Linked DNA regions of Homo sapiens: region 2 is linked to region 1. Evidence: read pairs that join two places in POLR2A ChIA-PET (ENCODE). Cell type or tissue: B cell. All regions are shown on one strand.

Evidence for each region. ChIA-PET counts read pairs that join two places held together with the same protein. Peaks named below come from ENCODE experiments on the same cell type or tissue, not always from the same donor. Only the 100,000 strongest peaks of a DNase experiment are listed, where the experiment ranks them.
Region 2: POLR2A ChIA-PET joins it to region 1 with 5 read pairs; 9 of 35 experiments call an interaction of 5 or more read pairs at or near these places.

What each region holds. Positions count from the first base shown.
Region 1 is chr10:23,323,007-23,327,006 of GRCh38, reverse strand. The region is part of intron 2 of C10orf67 (chromosome 10 open reading frame 67); the gene reads left to right. Among named protein-coding and RNA genes, the nearest start is that of C10orf67-AS1, 19 kb to the left of the region's middle. RefSeq lists an enhancer at 1,681-1,730. In B cell, no CTCF peak of the experiment used is centred here; no DNase peak of the experiment used is centred here.
Region 2 is chr10:23,432,077-23,436,076 of GRCh38, reverse strand. No RefSeq gene overlaps it. Among named protein-coding and RNA genes, the nearest start is that of OTUD1, 5.0 kb to the left of the region's middle. RefSeq lists an enhancer at 2,858-3,920. In B cell, no CTCF peak of the experiment used is centred here; a DNase peak (open chromatin) is centred at 2,166; H3K27ac peaks cover 275 bases.

The DNA.
Region 1 (4,000 bases):
GTCCTTCTGTCTTTTTTATTATTATTATCAAGTATTTCAGTTGTTTTCTCCTAATATTTTTGCAGTTAACTCTTCATATTGTTTTATGCAATTAATGCTTGTTTAGATTTACTCAAATTTACCAATTTCTTTGCTCATCGTTCTTTCCCATATCTCAGTACTTCTTTCTGCGCTTAATTTTCATTATTTCTAAAGATCTTTTGACCCTTTGTTCAGCAAGGATTATAGTGTACTTAGCATTAATATTGCACAACTTCATGTAAAACGCAATAACCTTGTAACTGTTTACCACCCTCCCATCTTTTATGCTGAGTATCATACGTATTGCATCTATTATACATACATTACAAACTCATGATGTTTGCTTTAAACAGTGCTATAAATTTTAAGCTAATAAGAGGAAAGCTAGTATTTTATATGTACCTAGATATTTACAATTTCCTTTGCTCTTTATTATTTCCTGAAGATCTAGCTTTCCAGCCCAAATTATTTCTCTTTAGCCTAAAAAACTTTATTTAGCTATTCTCCTACTGTAGGCAAAGAATTTCTGTTTTATTTAAAATGTTTTTACATTGAATATAGAATTCCGGGTTGACAAGTTGTGTTTTGTTTTGTTTTCTCACTTTACAATTGCTCTGTAGGCTTTAATAGTGTCTAAGAAAATAACCATTATTAGTCATTCCAAATGTTATTCCCCTGTATGTAGCTGTTTCTTTTCTGTCTGCTTTCAACATTTTCTTTTAATCTTTGGTTTTCAACAGCTTGATTATTATGTACCTAAGTGTGGTTTTGATGCATTTATCCTGCTTGGATAAATAAATTAAGCATCTACAATCTGCATGTTTCACCAAATTTGGGAGATTTGGAGCCACTAAATATATCTTCAAATATTTGTTCCACCCCACTTTTTCTATCCTCTCCAATTACTTGTATGTTAGACTTCTCATTATTAACTCACAAGTCCCTAAACTCTGTCCATTTTGTAAAATTTTAAAAATCTTTCTTCTTTCTATTTTTTATTGATACATCTTCAAGTTCACAGTTTTTTTCTGCCATCTTTGTTCTTCTGTTAAGTACTTTCAGTGAAGTTCAAATTTTGGATATTGTATTTTTCAATTTGGGAATTTGTTTTCTTTATCAAAATTTTCTGTTTGTTGATATTTCCTTTTTTCATTTATTACAGCATATTTTGCTTTGCTTCATCATGCATAGTTATAATAACTGCTTTAACATCTTTGGCAATTCTGACATTTTGGTAATATTGGAATTGGTTTCAATCATCTTTTGTCTTGAGACTGAATCACATTTTCCTGTTTTTTTTTTTTATATATATAATCCAAGTAATTTGGATTATATTGTGGACAGTGTGGATGTTATCTTCTGGGTTCTGATATAGTCCCCTAAAGAATGCTGAAGTTTTTTTGTTGTTGTTGTTATTGGTTTTGTTTTTTTGTTTTTTGTTTTTTTTTTTTTTGCACACAATTAACTTGTTTGGATTAAAACAGAAAATTATATCTTTTTTTTTTTTTTTAGCAGCCCAAATCTTGGTTTTGTTATATTATCTCTAGCTGGGCTATTTGCAGTCTGCCCCATGTATGTATCTCTCAGGGATGAGCCAGAGGTTTGTTCAGAGGTAGGTTTCATTTTTGTTTTTTGCTTTTTTGTTTATGAGACAGAGTCTCCCTCTGTTGCCCAGGGTGGAATGCAGTAGCACAGTCATAGCTCACTGCAGCCCCAAACTCCTAGGCTCAAGTGATCATCCCATCTCAGCCTCCCAAGTAGCTGAGACTACAGGCTACACACCACCACGCCTGGCTAATTTTTAAATTTTTTGTAGAGATGAGGTCTCACTATGTTGCTTAGGCTGGTCTTAAACTGCTTGCCTCAAGTGATCCTTCCTCCTTGGCCTCCCAAAGTGCTGGGATTACAGGCATAAGCCATCATGCCTGGCTTGTTCAAAGTTTTTACAGTGATTTTAGAGTTCCCCTTTCTGATTTTTTTTTCACCTGGGACCCCACCCAAACACTGTCACTTAACCTCTCAAAGTCTTGATATTCTCACCAGTAAAATAAAACCTCCTATATAGTATGAGGATACTAAAATGAAATTCTTCCCAGGATGCCAGTACACCAGGCGTCAAGTTCCAAACTAACTGTGAGTTAGAAACCATTTGCAGATTTTGCAAGGGGAATGTTTCACATTAGACAAATGTCTCTCAGCTTTTGAATCAGATCAAGGACAATAAAGAAGGTCAGGGAATGAAGAGAAAAAACTGCCAAAGCAGACTCTAGAAAGAACTATTGCCATGGTTCTTATGGGAGAAGGGCAGCAGAAGCAATCCTCCTCAACTCAAAGCTAGGAAGGCAGGCTTCAATGGAGCTTGAATGCATTTGCTGCTATTAGAAGACACAAAGGACTGGTGCTTGACTCATGCTTGAGGAAGCCAAAGGGGGCTGTGATGAGAAGATAGAATGGCTTGATTGGGATCAGTCTGCACTTCCAGAGTTATTGGGGTAAAGGATGTGTAATTGTTTCCCGTAAACCATATGTGGCCTTGAGAGAGAGAGAGGTGAAACCAGTGTAGGGTCATTTTGGGTCCTGTCCAGGAGAGTTATCTGGAAGAACAAAGGACCCCTAACAGCAGGGAGAAGAAAGAGGTGAACTCCAGATTCATAGAACCTGAGGAAGGAGTAGCAAGTGACCACTCAGAGTAGAGAAGCATCTGCTTAGGTCAAGATATAGCTACAAAAGAGAGGGTCCCAGCAATCAGAATCTCTAGAGAATCTACATCAGTGCCCAAGGGAAGAAGAGGAGTTAGTTCTCCTGTCCTGTAGCACCATGGTGAAGCCACCCCACCAGATAGGAACATCCTTGCCCCTCTATCACTGCTGCCTTGTTGCTTGTGGAGATACAGCCACTCGGGTGCTGGTGAGGAGGTGAGCAGAGAGAGCTCAAGGGTGAATCACTCTTTTTCATTACTCTCAGCTTGGAGTAAAGGGAAAAACCTTATGAATGAAGTTGGAAGCATTTTAACTCATATGTGTGTGTGTGTGTATATATATATATATATATATATATATATATATATATATATATATATATATATATATATTTAGACGGAGTCTTGCTCTGCTGCCCAGGCTGGAGTGCAGTGGTGCGATCTTGGCTCACTGCAACCTCCATCTCCCGGGTTCAAGCTCCCAAGTGGCTGGGATTACAGGGGCGCACTGCCACACTTGGCTAATTTTTTGTATTTTTATTAGAGACAGGGTTTCACCATGTCAGCCAGGTTGGTCTCAAACTCCTGACTTCAGGTGATCTGTCCACTTCAGCGTCCCAAAGTGTTGGGATTACAGGCATGAGCCACCTCACCTGGTAGTTATATTCTAAATGCTACTCTGAGGCTGTATTTGTAGCGATGTAGGACTATGTTCCCATGAATGAATAGAGAAGTCATGGGATTTTGTCGTTTCCATTCAGAGCAGGGGAAGATTACATAGAGAATAAATTTTTTTTTTAGATCTCTCTTTTTTTCTTCTTTTAAGTTTTTGAAGAGCTGGAGTCTCACTCTATTGCCCAGGCTGGTTTCAAACTCCTGGGCTCACCTGAGTTTCACCCACCTTACCCTCCCAAAGTTTTGGGATTACAGGTGGGAGCCCTAGTGAATACATTTTAAATAGATGGGGGCAGATAAAAATACATTGTGTTTTGATTATTACAAATGGTTCTTAGTCAACATGCTGGTTACATATTTAAATGCTTGTGCTAGTAGATTCTCAGCAAATGATGATTCTTGCCTCTCTTTTCTGATCTGAAATCCACATCTTGAGAACTATACCTTTTGAGGTATGACAAGGCCAATATTAACACAGATATTTTCTTCTGTGTGGGAAGAAACTGCTAGGAAACTCTTGTCTTTTAGTCCATCATCATATCTTAGTTTGGCAAATTAATTGTCACTTTGAAAGCCTGGCCACCTAGGATGGAATTACTGGAATTC
Region 2 (4,000 bases), 110 kb before region 1:
CTGGCATGGTGGCACATGCCTGTAGTCCCAGCTTCCTGGAAGGCTGAGGGGGAATAATTGCTTGAGCTCAAGAGTTTGAGGTTGCAGAGAGCCATGACCACACAATTGCACTTTAGCCTGGGTGACAGAATGAGGCCCTGTATCAAGGGAAAAAAAAGAAAAGACAGACAGACAGTAGCAAGTGTTGGAGAAAATGTGAAGTTAAAATCTTCATACGTTGCCTGTGAGATTGTAAAATGACGCAGATACTTTTTAAACAGCTTAGCAGTTCCTCAAAATGTTACACATAGAGTTAACCATATGATCCAGTAATTCCACTTCTAGGTATATAACCAAGAAAAATAAGAACATATCTCCATACAAAAACTTGTATATCAATATTCATAGTAGTAGTATTCATAATATCCAAAGAGTAAAAACTACCCACATATCCATCAAATGATGAATGGATAAACCAAGTGTGATACATTCAGACAATGGAATATTATTCAGCCATGAACAAAATGAAGACACATGCTACAATATGGATGAATCTTCAAAACAGGCTAAGTGAAGAAAGCCAGATGCAAAAGGTCACATACTGTATAATTCCAGTTATATGAAATGTCTAGAATAGAGAATAGGCTGAGGTGAGGAGGGAATGTGGAGTGACTGCCAAAGGGCGTGGGTTTCTTTTGGAGTGATCAAAATGGTTTGAAAATAGCTTATGGCTGTTCGAGGGGCTCATGCTTATAATCCCAGCACTTTGGAAGGCCAGGGTGGGTAGATCACTTGAGTGCAGTAGTTTGAGACCAGCCTGGGGAACATGGCAAAACCCCATCCCTACAAAAAATACAAAAGTTAGCCAGGCATTGTGGCACACACCTGTAATCCCAGATGCTTGGGAGGCTGAGTTGGGAGGATCCACTGATGCTGGGAGTTTGAGGCTGCAGTGAGCTGTGATTGTGCCACTGCACTCCAGCCTGGGTGACAGAGGAGACCCTATCTCAACAAAAAAAGAGAGAAAGAAAGAAAAAAGAAAATGGGTTATGGCAGGGCAAGGTGGTTTATGCTTGTAATCCCAGCACTTTGGGAGGCTGAGGCAGGAGAATCACTTGAGCCCAGGAGTTTGAGACCAGCCTGGGCAACATTCAAGACTCCATCTCTACCAGTAATAATAATAATAATAATAATAATCAGCTGAGTGTGGTAGTGTGCACTTGTAGTCCCAACTATTCAAGAGGCTGAGGCTGGAGGACCACTTGAGCCCAGGACTTTGAGACTTTGAGATCGCAGTCAGCTATGATCCTGCCACTGCCTTCCAGCCCAGGTGACAGAGCAACCCCTTGTCTCCAAAACAAACAAACAAACAAACAAACAAAAAGTTGCTAGTTGCACAACTCTGTGAATATACTAAAAACTACTGAATTATACATGTGAAGGATGAATGAATTCTATGGTATGTAAATCATATCTAAATAAAAGCTGTTTTTAAAAACCTTACCATGAGCCAGGTACTATGCTCATTGCTTGAGATAAAAAGATAATTATATTTTAACCATAAATGTCTCAGCAGCAACAATACTTATTTTGTGACATTATTGCATATATCATGGACAACATTTTATATATCTTAAAGATTTTTTCTGACAAATTCACAGTACTCTATATGATAGCTTAAATGTAATTGTTTAAATGATATAAGTGAGCTGAAGCTTACTGAAGCCAAATCATTCATGCCCAGATAAAACGGATATTTAGGGCACTAGACTAGTAGAAATGCTATTTGAATTTATAATTTTTTTATAAACTTTTTGTGTAATCTTCATGATATAAAAAATACTTTTACATTTTGTAAAGTAAACATTTGTTGAGCATTCCATGAAGCATATGGGAATTGTACACAGATATGTCATATTTTTAGTTTCGTTGGTTCTATGTGTGGTTCTCTGAGATTCTGAAAAGTGCGCAGAATATTTTCTGAATGTTGTCAAATAAAAATAGTACCTCAGCAATAAAGGCAAGCATCTTGGGAAGTGATGTGTGGAGTTGATATATATTCATTCTTTGTGTTCTGTTGGACTGACAATTTAAAGTGAAAAAATAAATAAATAAAGAGCATCATGTCATGGAAACACCTAAATATTCTTTCTCCAGCTCATCTACCAAGGCTGACGTGTCACCAGCTGGAAGTGAAATTACCAGGCAGAAGTGAAAGCTACCCTTAATTATTTAAATCTATGGCTCTTCCGAAATTGAATTTATGTATTACTTGCATAACTTGAACATTATACTAAAGAAGAGAATCACTGAAAATTCTATTATGTAAAGACCTCTTAACTCCAGAAACTTTAAATCAATATATGATAACTAGATCAAACAATCAGTAGATGTTTGGGTTTTTTATATATATATACACACATATGAAAAAAATATATATATGTATATTTTTTTTTCCCCAAGACAGAGTTTCGCTCTTGTCGCCCAGGCTGGAGCACAATGGCACAATCTCAGCTCACTTCAACCTCTGCCTCCTGAATTCAAGCAATTCTCCTGCCTGAGCCTCCCAAGTAGCTGGGATTACAGGCGTGTGCCACCACCACGCCCAGCTAATTTTTGTATTTTTAGTAGAGACAGGGTTTCACCGTGTTGACCAGGCTGGTCTCGAACTCCTGACCTCAGGTGGTCAGCTTGCCTCGGCCTCCCAAAGTGTTGGGATTACAGGTGTGAGCCACCATGCCCGGCCTATAATTTCTTATTTTCTTTCTTTCTTTCTTTCTTCTTCTTCTTATTTTTAAATAGAGATGGGGTCTCGCTCTGACGCCCAGGCTGGAGTACAGTGGCACGATCTCAGCTCACTATAACCTCCACCTTCTGGGCTTCAGTGATCCTCCCAACTCAGCCTCCCAAGTAGCTGGGACTACAGGCATGCACAACTATGCTGGGCTAATGTGTTTGGTTTTTGTAGGAGAAAAAAATAGGACAAAGTATGGAGAAAAGACTGTGACAAAAGGATAATCATTGACTCTCGAGTTTAGGCTTAGAAAAGGCGCAGATCCTTTTGATAAATAGCCCAAAGGGTCATCCAGTGATTAGCAACAGGGTTCAAATCTGTACTCACACAATGGCATTCTTCATCTTGTGGATCCGATTGACTGTTGAGAGAAGTCAAGTCTGTTACTCAACAGGGAGGTTTAAATGACATAATTTAAATAGAGTGATCATTTCCCATACACAGCCTTGACTCATTCCAGCATATGGTGAAAGAGAGGAGCCCCAAAACCTCAAGTGTTGCCGGAATTCAGTTAATTTCTATTAGAAAAGGAGAACAGTAGACTAGAACCATCTTGTTCTGTGCTCTGTTGCCTGCTTCTAGTTGCCTTAACCGATACTATGGACAGGTCTGCTAACAGTAACTAGGCCTGCACAGGTTTAAATAGAAGTATAATCATATGTCCCTTGTTTGTAAATAGCTTAACATAAAGTAGGAAAAACAAGACACCCGCACACACCCAAACGTTGAATAACTGCAGTAAATGCAGAAATCTGTTACCAAGGATGATTCTAACATAACTCAGTTGGCTGTTTGTGTGGCAACATTTTAAAAATCCACAATCTTTGTAATGTTTACCTAGTAGCTAAATGTCTGTAAATAAGTGAACGTGATAACAATATGACTTACCCCTCCTAGAGACCATAAGGGTGTTTCTGTGGGGAGCAGGCAACAGCCACACCCCACCCTCCTTCTATATGGGTAGAAGGCCAGACTGAGAAACACACCCTTCATGACTAAGAGCTCAATTGTAAAAATGCCCAGATATTATAAAACTATTTTACCAAGACTTAAGGAAATGAGAAAAGAGGACCAGGCACAGTGGCTCATGCCTGTAATTCCAGCATTTGGGGAGGATGAGAGGGGAGGATTGCTTGAGACCAGGAATTCAAGACCAGCCTGGGCAACATGGCAAAATCCCATCTATACAAACAGTATAAAAATTAGCCGGACATGGTGATAAGTGCC